Linked DNA regions of Mus musculus: region 1 is linked to region 2. A link is a contact called in ENCODE POLR2A ChIA-PET data. All regions are on one chromosome and are shown on one strand. The core of a region is the stretch at or near the end of the contact, and the rest is flanking DNA. Distances in the headings are between cores, read along the strand shown.

Evidence for each region. ChIA-PET counts read pairs that join two places held with the same protein, here RNA polymerase II (POLR2A).
Region 1: POLR2A ChIA-PET joins it to region 2 with 10 read pairs in embryonic stem cell. The contact joins the promoter of Gpx3 here to the promoter of Lyrm7 in region 2. POLR2A ChIA-PET finds 5 or more read pairs at or near these places in 3 of 5 experiments (Patski and embryonic stem cell).

The regions. Positions count from the first base shown.
Region 1 is chr11:54,897,633-54,904,747 of GRCm38, forward strand. Gpx3 (glutathione peroxidase 3) reads left to right here and starts at 5,222. Exons shown (of 5, transcript NM_008161.4): 1 at 5,222-5,420. The coding sequence starts at 5,334.
Region 2 is chr11:54,856,394-54,862,769 of GRCm38, forward strand. It overlaps Lyrm7 (LYR motif containing 7), which reads right to left and starts at 4,204. Exons shown (of 5, transcript NM_029327.5): 1 at 4,159-4,204. The coding sequence starts at 4,176. Gm31490 (a long non-coding RNA gene) reads left to right here and starts at 3,421. Exons shown (of 3, transcript XR_879859.2): 1 at 3,421-3,647; 2 at 5,523-5,637; 3 at 6,356-6,376.

The DNA of each region.
Region 1 (7,115 bases), core at 3,972-6,471, 42 kb after region 2:
ACCTGAGTTCTGCAAATTCTTCTTGATTGCAAAACAGATCACATAGTACGGAGCGATGCAGGCTGGGCCTCCCCACCTGCCACCCCTGTCTGGGAGCTTAAGTTGGGCTGGCTGACCCCATCGCTGACCTCCAAACCAAAGCTCTTATTCAGCAGTGGGGAGCCGTTCAGTGTTCTGGCTTTTATGGCCCTTTTTGTTCATTAACTCATGTTCTGTCTTCCTTGAGAACACAACGCATCAGCACTTAGAGAAAAAAAATCTCTTGTTCCACTATCTCCAGTCCTTGTTTACCAACCAATTGGAGAGCTAGGGTCAACGAGACATCTCAGGGAGTAAAGGGGCTTGTCGCCAAACCTGATCTCACGCGATGTTCACCTTGGGGAGCTGCATGGTAGAAGGAAAAAAGAAATACGTGTAATTATGTTTTGTTGTTGTTTTGTTTGAGACATGGTTTTTTTTTTTTTTTTTTTTTTTTTTTTCTATGTAGCTCTGATTATCCTGGAACTTACTATGTCGACCATGGTGGCCTTGAACCCTCTCAGAGATCTCCCTGCCTCTACAGTGCTGGGATAAAACTGTACACTACAGTTCTTGGCAAGAAAAGAATTTAAGTTCTGTTTTAGTTTCCTGTATCTATTTTATGTGCACGATTGTTTGTGCCACTCGCATGCCTGGTACCCGCAGAAACCAGAAGAGGCCATCGGATGCCCTGGAACTGGAGTCATAGGCAGTAATGAGCTGCCATGTGGCTGCTGAGAATTAACCCCAATCCTGGAAGAACACCCAGTGCTCTTAACCTCTGCAATATCTCTCCAGTCCCCTTAGAAGTCTTTTTAATGGAGAAGATAAGAGATACTGGGTGCTCAACTCTCTGGGATGAAACAAAGGAGAGCACATTCTCAGGCAGGAGATAAAACCTACGAATGCTCTCTCGAAAGCTCCAGGATGTCCGTATGCACCAACCCCTTCCCACAGCTTACTGCATGTCACCTCTCCCAAACAGGCCTCCTCAGAACAGCCTCCTGAGCTCCGGTCTCATACAGCATCTGACTAGTCTTATGGGGCTCACATAGTTATCAAAGGCTACCGGCCATTCTGCTCATGCTGGGTGCCACAGTATGTTTCATTTGTTACGGTACAATAGATATTTGCCAAGCTAATAGGAATCATGTCTCATTTGAACTGCTGCAAATGAGGATTTTTGTAGACCTTATAATTCAGTGTAAAAAATAAGCAGGGCATGACGATGGGATGGGAGCTGTTTCAAGATAAATAAGTAAGTAGACAATGAACAAAATCAAGAAATTATTTTAGCTGGGCACACAACAGCTATGTGCAGTGGCACATGCGCCATGCCTCCAAATAAATGAAAGTTAAACTTTTAAAACAAAAGACTATGTAACAAATTTGAAAAAGAAAAGGAAAGAAAGAAAAAAAATCTCCCATAGGAGTTTTCTTTCTTTTTTTCTTAAACTTTTCCTTAATAAATCTACTACCCTAGATTTATTACAGGTTTGAGCCACCATGTCTGGCTTATTTTGCTTTTTCGCCCTGTACTGGGGACTTCATACATACTAAGCACCCCACTGCTGAGCTATGACAACCAGTCATTTGCCTGTTTGTTTGTTTGTTTGTTTGTTTAAAGAACAACTCTTCAAAAACAGTGTGTACTTTACATACTCTTGGCACTTATCAATTTGGACCGGGCACATTCAAAAACAAAAAGTGTACTAGAGTTGAGGTAGAGAGTATTGGCTATTCTAGGAACTAATAAAACCAGGGGTCAGGTGTGGTGGCACAAACTTTAATCCCAGCACTCAGGAGGCAGAGACAGGAACATCTCTGTGAGTTGGAGGCCAGCCTAGACTACATAGTGAGTTCCAGGACAGTCAGGGCTATAGAGTGAGACAGTATCTCAAAAACAAACAAACAACTCAGAGAACCCCCAAAACCCCAAACCAAACCAAACCCAGTGGATCTGAGCAGTGCTCAGAAAGTGATGTTAGCAGAGTCCTGACCTGGCAGAAGGAAATTAGGTAAAGAGGGGAGGTGGGTGGTGGGGCAGATAGGAGCCAACAGAGAAAGGCTGCAGGTGAGGCTGAGCTATAGGCTGGGACCTGAAACCGTTCTGTCCATCTGAGCAAGACAGAACTGGAAGAGAGGCCAGAAGATGAAGTGGCAGGTTCTGAGTCACTGAAAAGAATTTGAACTTTAACCCGAGGACAAATGGAAGCTGCCCCGTGGAGATCATCTCTCAGGAACAAACCTACCAGATCAGCTTCAGAGGTTGCCCACCCCCCTGTCTCTCTCTCTCTCTCTGTCTCTGTCCCCCCTCAATGTCTCTGTCCTCTAGACAGGCTCTCACTGTATACAGGACTGTCCTGGAACTCTCTCCGCAGACCAGGTTGGCCTCATGCAGTAATTCTTCTGCTTCAGCCTCCTCCCAGGTGCTGGGATTACAGGTGTGAACCTTCACATCTAATCCAATTGTTTATGCCTCCCTCCTCCTCCTCCTCCTCCTCCTCCTCCTCCTCCTCCTCCTCCTCCTCCTCCTCCTCCTCCTCTTCAGACAGGCTCAGGCTGGTCTCGAGCATATGATCTCCTGCCATTTATGTGGTGCTGGAGCTGGGTCTCAGGGCTCAGTGGTGTGGGGCAAGCACTCTGCACACTGAGCTACATTCCCCCATTGTATCTTTCTTTTTCTTTTTCTTTCTTTCTTTCTTTCTTTCTTTCTTTTTTTTTTTTTTTTTTTTTTTTTTTTTGTAGACCAGGCTGGCCTCGAACTCAGAAATCCGCCTGCCTCTGCCTCCCAAGTGCTGGGATTAAAGGCATGTGCCACCATGCACTAAGTTACCCAGGCTGACCTTGAACTTGTCATCCTCCACACAGTGCCCCAAGTAATGGGGTCACAGGTTATGCCACCAGCTTTCAGGCTCATCTCTTTGCCTGGTTGAATTTAAGGAAGGCATTTTTGTTTTATATAAAGTTTTACTTTGTAGTTCAAGCTATTGGTTATTTGAGGGGAAGCTTCTTTGTTCCCCCGTTTTGTTTTTGTAAGAGGGTCTTGCAATGTATAGTAGAGCCTGACCTGGAGCTTGCTCCTCAGATTGGTCTTGAACTTGCCACCCACAATCTCAGCCTCCTTAGCCACCGCAGAATCCTTGGGACTCATGCCTCCTCTGTGTAGAATGCAAAAGCTTTCTTTCTTTCCTTTTTCCTCCCCCCCTCCCTTGTTTGTTTTGAAACAGGGTTTTTCTGTGTAGCTGTGGCTGTCCCTGAACTTGTTTTGTAGACCAGGCTGGCCTTGAACTCACAGAGATGTACTTACTTTTTCCTCTGTCTCCCAAGCGCTGGGATTAAAGGCTGTGCCACTACATCCAAGCAGCAGTTTGCTTTCTTATACACATGAAGACCACCCATAGTGGCCTGGATTCTTCCACATCAATTATCAATCAAGAAAATGCTCCCACAGGCCAGTCTGATAGAGGCAATCCTCAACTGTGGCTCCTTCTTCCCAGATGACTCCAGTTTGTGTCAAATTGACAAAACCAAACCAAACCAAACCAAAACCAATGCAACCAAGCACTGCTCATGGACACAGTCATTCAAAACCCAAAGCCTGAGTATTGTGAGTGGGTCACTCCCAGAGGATACAGAAAAAAAGGGCAACAGAACAACATGGACCAGAGACTGTCTTCTGGTAGGTTATCTGCCACAAATTTACTGCAGGAATTTTCATAAAGGACTGCAAGGTTGCTAGGCCTCAGGAACTTAAGGTTTTAGAATAGTGATATCAATTAAAAACCTACTGTGTCAGCTAGTCACATGCCTCCATGGTATAAGGGCTTCCTGGTCTCCAGGTTCTTTCTACTTCAACACAATGAGTTTATCCATTTATTTATTATTGTTGTGCTGGAGGTTAGAAGTCAACTCTCAGAAACCAGTTCGTTCCTTCCTTGCACCCTTGGTTCTGGAGATTAAACTCAAGTCATCAGTTGCAAGCCCTTTTATTACACAGCCTTGTGAGGGCTTTTACCTGCTGAGCCATCTCACCAGCCCCACCATAGAGCCAGGCCTTATGAGTGCAGAAAATTTCAAATTCCACGGGTCACATTAACTCCCTGAATCATAGTAAAAGCATGGTACTTCGAGGCATCTCTGAGTCAGGAACTTTTCAGAAGGCCACCTAATCTAGGACTCACACAACCAAGACTGGGGTCAGGGGCCTTCGAATCCCTTCTGCAATGAGTCTGAAGGCAGAGGCTCAACACAGTGGTTCTGATGTGCAGCCCAAGACTGTCCTAACAGCTCTCCAGCCCACTGTGGTAGCAAGGCAGGATGCACCAAACCTCTATTGCAGACCGGATTAAGCCTGGAAGCTCTCAATCTAGAGATGCCTGGCCTGACCTTATATGAAAGCACAAACAAATCTGATGATTTAATGATTGATTCAACAAATATTTAAACACCTGTTGTGTACACTCAAGAGACTCCTGGACTAGGCCTACTGCTTAGAAGCAAATCACATAGTCAGAGCCTGGGAGACCTTAGAGCTCATTAACCAATCCCATCATTATAGTAGAGGAAACTGAGGCTCAGAGAAGGGAAATAATGAGTTTAAGACCACAGAGATAGACACATAATTTTTATGTGCTAATTTAAAAAAAAGGTGGTGGTGGTGTATTTTCTGGTTCCTACTCTCCTGAGCTGTCACCCACAACCTAACCGAGAAGGCTGAATTTAAAATCACGTTCACAGATCCCTCTAGCTTGCTGATGCTGGGGATTGAATAAACCTATGGCCTCATGCGAGCTGGTCAAGTGCTGTACCACTAAGCTACATTCCCAGTTGGCGCAGGGTCTCAGTCTGTAGCTAAGGCTGCAGATTGCACTGAACCTACGCAATCCTCCTGTTTCAGCTTTTTGGATTCTGCGATTACAGGCGTGAGTCTCTACACCTGGCTCACACAGTGCTTATTATTTGCACTAACGGGTTCTATGTTAAGTCCTCGGGGCCCTAGGTTTTCAGAGCTTGGGGAAAAAAGCTGTGTCCTGGGTGTTGTCTAGAACCTTGGCCGCGCCCATCTCCTGTTCTTCCCAGGCAGCCGGGCCCCCTTCTCTTCCTCCTAGGCTTGTGTCACCGTCGCCCCGGTCTGGGGAGAGGAGGAAAAAGGGGCGGGTATGTCTTGCCCTTTAAATCTTAACCGCGTTGCCATTGGCTAGGAAGCCCCCGCCTGGCTGCGGATTGGCCACAGTGGATGGCTTGAAATGTGGCTGAGCGCTTCGGACACCTCAGACGGACGGTGGCCACCCCAAGACGCGCCCCAGCCCGCCATGGCCCGGATCCTCCGGGCATCCTGCCTTCTGTCCCTGCTCCTGGCCGGGTTTGTTCCGCCGGGCCGGGGACAAGAGAAGTCTAAGGTGAGTGAACCTCCGGAGCTCAAGAAGAGTCCATGGCACCCAGGTGTCCACTGCGCGACTGGGAGAGCCACTGCTTCCCCAGAGGCACCGAGAGCCTCACTTGTAACCCTCGGTCTCTGCGCTCTTCCAACACAGACCCGCGTGCTTCAGAGGGCAGTACTAACCCAGGAGGGCAGTCTTTCCCGAGTTTATACATTTTCTTCCACTGTCATCTTGGGGTCGCTGGTGGCCACAATCCTGAAAAAAAATTGCCGGGGAAGAGGGTGGGCCGATGGTTTCTTCACTCATCCCAGGGCGCTGGAGGCAGAGATCTGTGACAGGAAGAATTTTTATTTGGGGGCGCATCCCTTTCTGGGCCTCAGTTTCTCCATCAGCAGGGCGTAGCTGGAGAGGATGGCTGGAAGGCTATGGAACCCTGCAGTTGCTTTCCCTATTCACAGTTCACTGGCCTGCCATGCATGGAGCAGACACTGTAGCTAGAGAAGCCAACCCAGGCCAGGAAGTCTTCTGGAGCTTCATCTCTCCTAGTCTAGCTGTGGTACCCTGAACTGGAATAGAAATGGCGAGCCTGAGGGCAGATGCCCCGGCATGCTTATCTTCTTGGTCAGGCCTGTGCTGGGTGGGCTCTGTAGGCCTCTCCTCTTCCCTAGGGTGAGAATGCAGAAAGCATGAACCCAAAGAAAGAGACTGTGGTCCCCAACTTCACACACACCATGCACACCATGCACCCCTGCACACTTGCATGCGTGGGCACAAAACTGGGTAGGCTCTAGCTTTGAGTTTCTAAAATCCTCAGGGTCTTCCTTCTAAGATCTTGTATGTCCGAGAGAGAGAGAGAGAGAGAGAGAGAGAGAGAGAGATTGATTAGGGGGTGTGGTGTGGAGATGGGGTGGGGGTGGACGGGGGCACTAGCCCTGTGCCTTTAGTGTGGGAACTGCTTGGGTTGGGGGTTGAATCCTGTCCTGAGGAGGCTGCAGGAAAGCACACTGGCCTTGTGCTGTCCATAGAATGAAGGAGAGATGGGTGAGTTCAGAGGGAAGAGAGAGAGCAGTCTAGAAAAGTCTTAGGGTGTGGTGTTATCTTATCTCATAACTAGCTGAAGCTTCTGGCTCCTCACAGCCCAGGCATGCCCATCTGAGCTCCCAGGTCCTTGGAGTTAACACATTACAGCTCTGGCTTCTGGGATTCAACTGCTTGCCTGGATCCAACTTCAGAACAAGGGAACAGGGAGGGGACGTGTGCAGACCCAGTGTGATAAAGCCACTGAAAGATGTCCTCTACACTCAAAGGGAGGGGCAAGGACAGGGAAAGCCTCTGTCTGGTCCAGGTTACAGCTGCAGAAGGCTTTGCATAGCTGTGGACTACCAGCTGCTGACGTGGCATCCTAGTAACCACTGGTTTCTAGGTGACTGACTGCACAAGGCAGAGAGCATCATGGGAGCACAGGCTGACGTCAAGGCTGAAAGGCCTTAAGTGGACCTGAATCCCACTCCATCTTACAGTTGACAGGCTGGAATCCTGAGAAGGGGGAGGGATGGTCACACACTGCCAGAGGCCCAGCTGGGTCCAGCTGCCATCTCCAACCTCTCAGACCTGTCATGCTCCCAACATCTCACCAATGGGTGTAGGAAGATGGAATAGGGAAGACATGGACCAGTAGTAGCCCTAGGCATCCAGGAAGCTTAGCTCAGTGTA
Region 2 (6,376 bases), core at 2,954-5,453:
GTTTCTTGTCCCGGGTTTCGGCACCAACTCTCGAGCGCGCCCCCAACTCGCCAGCAAGAACGACGCTGCTACAGGATCCTTCTGCACACATTTATTCAGTCCTGTTTCTTCTTTCTCCATATATCTCCCTTGTTTATATCTCCCTTGTTTATATCTCCCTTGTTTTTATATCTCCCTTGTTTTTATATCTCCCTTGTTTTTATATCTCCCCTGTTTATATCTCCCCTGTTTATATATCTCCCTTGTTTATATATCTCCGCCGAACCCTGGGCCTCTCACTCTTTTATACTCTCAGTTCCCATCCACGCACAGCAGGCCACGCCACCTCACCAGGCATGCAGCTTCAGCTAATCAGGGCAGCAGGGGCATATCTCCATCAAATTGGATTCACCTGTATCCTGGTACACCTGCGCAGCACTCAAGATGTTTGTGTCTTATATGAGGAAGTCAGGTGCAAGTCATATGACTTAGCTGCAGTCCCTGGCGCCTTTGGGACTGCCGCCACACCCGCTCCCCACAGCAAGGGGCTTGCAAAGTAATGTTCTAGTGTTATTTCTCTTTGAGTTAGAGAACAAAACAGGGTCTGGCTGCTAGAGAGAAACTCTGTCTCAAAAGACAAACACCAACACCCATCCCCATCCCCCAACCTCTCCCCCACGCCAAAACCTCTCCCCCACGCCAAATTCAAACCAACAAAAGCAATGAGGAGCTGGGGAGCTGGATCAGTGGTTAGGAGCATGCACTGTAGCTGGATCAGTCGTTAGCAGCATGCACTGTTCTCCGGTGGGCGTCAGCTCTGTTCCTTGGATCCCAGCACCCACATCAAGTGGTTCTGGCCTCTGCAGGCATCTGCACTTGCACACACATGCCCACGTACACATGCACACAGACATATAATTAAAAGGGGGGGGGGCAGCAGTTGGAGGTACAACCTAGCTCAGGTAAGGCCCTGGGCTCCATCTAGCAACTCATTAAAAAACTGTTCTATGAAACAGTCAAAAAAATAAAATAAAATAAAATACGAATCTTCTAAGTGGTGTGGTGGTTCATATCTGTCAATCCAGTACTCATGAGGTGGAGGCAGGGGGATCAGCTCAGTGTCAGCCTCTGCTATGTGGTGAGTTCAAGGCCAACCTGGGCTTCTTGAGAGCCTGTTTCAACAACTCTCAAAACAAAACAAAAGCCTCAATGATCATCCTGACAAGAACTTAGTGTGGGAAGGTGGTGGACTCGGCCAGTCTGCATAGGTTTCTAGCTCTCTCTCAACCTACCCCCTTTCATCTTCTCTTGACTCCTCCACTCACAATCAGGAATGTATTCTATCCTAAGAGCCCGGGAAGATGTTTCAGATAGCTCAGAGAAACCTAACTGCAATTTCTGAAATGAAAAGTGGAAGGAATGCCAAGACTTCTCAGCATCCTGAATTTGTGGGAGTCGGGGTGGGGACAGGGACAGGAGTGCCCACAAGCCTGACATTGTGATAATACATGAAACTGAAAAGGAATAGTGGTGAGAATAGCTAAGAAACTGGCGGGGAGGGAAACAGGATGGAACCTAAGACACATATGCATATCTGAAAGCTGGAGAGATGGCTCAGCGGTTAAGAGCACAGGTTCCTCTTCCAGAGGACCTGGGTTCAATGCCCAGCACCAACATAGCAGCTCACAACTATCTGTAACTGCAGTTCCAGGGGATCTGACATCCTCACACAGGCATGAATGCAAGCACAACAACAATGCACATAAAATTAAAAACAATAGATAGATAGATAGATAGAAAATCAACTTTAGATTTAGGGCTAGGGTGATGGCTCAGTGGTTACAATGCTTGTTCTGTAAGGGTAAAGACCAGTTTGGATCCTCAGAACCCACGAAAATACAGGGCAGATGACTAGCTGTGCTCACAGTGGAGAGCTCTGGGTCTAATTGAGTCACCCTGCCTCGACACATGAGGTAAGAGAACAGCAGAAGCCGTCATACACATGCATATGGGCACACATTAGTACACACATGGAAATGGAAAAAATAAGATTTCAGATTTCCATTTTTTTTCCTTTTTTGGATGCTTAGCCAATCACGGGAAACTAACAGACTTGGTATGGGGGAATGGGGAACAATAACAACCTAAACATGTGGGGGTGGCTTTGGAATTGAGTGATGTGTAGAGAAAGGAGTTTTTTTCTAAAGTGCTCAGCAATAAGAGCCCATTGCCTGGCAGAGACTGTTGATAGAAATATGGATTAAAAAAAGATTTATTTATTTATTTATATAAGTACACTGTAGCTGTCTTCAGACACACCAGAAGAGGGCATCAGATCCCATTACAATGGTTGTGAGCCACCATGTGGTTGCTGGGACTTGAACTCAGGACCTCTGGAAGAGTAGCCAGTGCTTTTAACCGCTGAGCCATCTCTCCAGCCCAGGAATATGAATTTTAAAAGGCACCACATAGACTGTGCTTGAAATGTAGTGGGTCCTGAGTTCATTTCTCAGCACTACACAATAAAATATAAATTAAGCAAGAGGTAAAGAGACATATAGGCCCAGCACTCGGGAGGCAGAGGCAGGCAGATTTCTGAGTTTGAGGCCAGCCTGGTCTACAAAGTGAGTTCCAGGACAGCCAGGGCTATACAGAGAAACCCTGTCTCGAAAAAAAAAAAAAAAAAAAAAAAAGACAAACAAAAAAGAGACAGATAGGCAGGCAGGCAGAAGCACACTAGCACACGCGCGCGCACACGCACACGCGCGCGCACACACACACACACACACACACACACACGAGACTAGGTGTCTAGATGTCCCTGCATCTTAGAAAGTGGAGAAGGGAGGATCACTTGATCCCAAAGTTTAAGACCATAGGAAGTCTGCAGTGTGGAACACTAAAGGATAGTAATCGGAGTAATTTTATATAGTACTTCCTGGGGAGTGGGGGTGTCCATTAATATAAAAACAGCACCACTAGCTTAAGACCATTATCCTAATAAAAAGAAAATGGGGGCTGGAGAGATGGCTCTGAGGTTAAAGCACTGGCTGCTCTCACAAAGGAACCAGGCTCTTCCCATCAGCCATACTGCAGCTGACAACCTCCTGTAACTTCGGTTCCAAGGAATCTGACACCCTCTTCTGGCCTCTGTGAGTACCAGACATGCACATGGTGCACAGACATACATGCCTTGCAAATAAAATAGTTGAAAAAGTTATTTTAAAAGAAAATGTGATCTTCATTACCACAAATCTACTAGAACCGGCATTACATTGTAGCTAATCATATCTTTTTACTTATTATTTATGCACTGTTGGGCATGGAAGCCAATGCCTTGAAAATGCTAAGGGCTCCAACTTAAAAGTTAAATACAACCTCAGCCCTACTAAGAAACTTCTTTTCAAACGCAAAAAGTAGCTGGGCGTAGTGGCTCGGGAGTCAGATTCCCAGCACTTAGCATGAAGATTGCTGAGAATTGGCCGCCGGTGTGAGCTACAAGTCTGAGGCCAGCCCCTCCTAATTCTTAATCAAACTTCAGGTGTCTGCCTATAAGTCCCCGTGATTCTTAAATTTCGAGACAAGATCTATGTTGCCTGGGCTTGCCATCAACAAGTAGGCTCAGCAATGCTGCCTCTCGCCCACTAGAGATTTCTGTATTCCTCTAGGTAAGTTAAATCCTATTTATAGGTTCACAAAACATGCTGTTTATTAATTTGAAGCACTTCTTACGATTTTATTAGTTGTTTATAGTCTTCCTACTATGGAACTTCTTTATTAAGGCATAGGTGGTCGGTTTATGGTCATCAGTCTCCTCTATTCACTACCTTTCATGGATCAGCCATCCTCCTCATTCATTGTCTCGTGTGGCTGTCACCCTCCTCCGCTCCGCGCCCCTCGAGATCCACTCCCTCCTCACTCACTGTCCCCCCCTTCTCCACTGCAGCCCCTCCAGGTTGTCTCCCTCATCATTCACTCTTCCACATGGCTATCAACCTCCTCCATTCACGGTCCATAGGGTCGTCTCTCCTCACTGCCCTCAAAATTGTCACCCTCTACCACTCATTGCCCCTGAAGGTTGTCACCCTCTTACACTCTCAGCCCCCCTCGGGGTCGCCTCCCTCCCTTGCCGGGGTCTTGAGCCTCAGCATCCCTGCACCCTCCTCCCGGCCCTGTCACCTTGGCGGGCTGACCCATGGCTCCCCACGCCGCTGACTCCGCCTCTGAGGGCGCCCCCTCTTGGCAACCAATCAGGGCCGGGGCACAGCTGGCGACGCTCCGCATAGCAACCAATCAGAATGCAACATGTCCTTCCTAGCCCGCCTTCCCCGCAGGAGGAAGTTCAGGCGTTTGCTAAGCAGAGCTAAGTATAAAAACGCGAGAAGCCGCGGTGCCAAATTACGGACAGGAGGACGGAAGTAGCTGAGAAGCCATGTTTGTTAGGGGCAGACTTCACTCCGCCGCGCCTAGCGTGCCGCTCGCGCACACTGTTTGTTACTGGGTGGCCTCGGAACCTGCTCGTTTTTTATCTCTTGTTTAAGGGCGTGGGCGTCTCTTAAGTGTCTATATTATAAGGTTTCCGGGCTGTGACTGTCTCCTTGGGAACGTAAGCAAACAAAAGCTAAGTCCTAACAACCACAGCCCATACATATCAGAACGCTGACTCCAGAACGTTCTGTTTGTACATTCTCTTAATTATTCCCCCCAAAGGTGCGGTTGAGTTGCCTGCTCAAGTTCACACCCTTGATCCCAGAGCCTCCTCACCTTCTGCATTATTGCCCTACTTATCTTGCCCCGTTCTTTGGTTTTGCTGAGGTAGGAAATAATTTATTAGAAGCTTCATAGTAATAACCATAAAACATTTATATACATTTTAACTTAGTACTTGCAGGCATGGATAAAAATTTCCACCTTGCTCCTGTTCCGCAATCATTTGCGTTCAACATTCCTGTAACATTTTAGGCTACTTTTAGGTAAAACTGACTGTTTATTAAGAATCAAAGATTCTTAATCTTTGATTAAGCTGAGTGTGGTGGGATATACTTGAAAACCCAGTATTTGGAAGGTAAAGTCAGGAGCATCAAGAATTCAAGGACAGCCCTGGTCTAGACTATATGAGACTCTGTGTCAATCAAAAAACAAAAAGGAAAAAAAAATTCTGCTTTTGAGACAGGGTGTCACAGTAACCCTGTCTGGTGTGGAACTTGTTATATAGATCAGGCTGGCCTCAAACTTTGAGATCTGCTGCCTCTGGAGTGCTGGAATAAAAGTTGTCACCACCAAACCTGTACTCGTCCTCAGGAATGCTTTCTACCTTGTTCAAAACCTAGAATTGGCCCAGAACTCACTGGTTAGGCTAGACTGGCTGTCCTGGTCTCAGAGATCTTCCCATCTCTACCTCCCCAAGGCTGGGATTACAAATGTGAAATACCATGCCTAGGGAGTCTTATATAAGAACACAAAGATAATTGTCAACTTTTAAAAATTGTTATTGATGGCTGGAGAGCTGGCCCAAAGCCTAAGAACACTGCTGTTCTTTCCAGAGGACCTGAGATTATTTCCCAACACCCATATGGCAGCTAACAACTGCCTGAACTCCAGTCCCAGGGGATCTGACACCTTCTGGCCTCCAAGGACACGGTATACATACACATCCAGGTAAACACTCATACACTCATAAAAATAAAATCTCACTAAAAATTTCTTATTGAGGTTTTATTTATTTATTTATTTATTTATTTATTTATTTATTTCAGGACAAGGTTTCTCTGTGTAGCCCTGGCTGTCCTGGAGCTCACTCTGTAGACCAGGCTGGCCTCCAACTCAAAAATCTGCCTGCCTCTGCCTCCCCAGTGCTGGGATTAAAGGCGTGCGCCACCACTGCTCGGCTGCAGAAGTGCTTTTAATAGAACCAATGAAATCAAGTGTAGTGGCTATTGTCTTTCATCCAAAACAATAATCAATTAGATGATCTTATACTGTGGTGGCTTCTGTAGTACTATAGATCAATTTCTTAAAAAAAAAAAGTAATTTGTAATAATAACTTCTGATTAGAAAGTTAATGAAAACCCTTCTATGTTATTTAAAAATATGGATCCTGTGGCTGAAGAGATGGTTCAGTGCTTAACAGCACTTACTGATCAGCAGGGGACTGGAGTTGGATTCCTAGCACCTTCACAGCAGCTCACAACAGGCTGTAACTCCAGTTTTGGGAGATCCAGTACTCTCTTCTGGCCTCCGTTGGCTCCTACATGCCTGTGGTGCCCATAATGTCATGCAATTGTATACATATAATAGATAAAATTTTAAAACATAGTTCTACAGTGCCCAAATGAGATCAGAAGTGAGTCTTAAGCCAACATGATAGTTTCTTCAGCTGTTCCAGAGATGAAGGGAA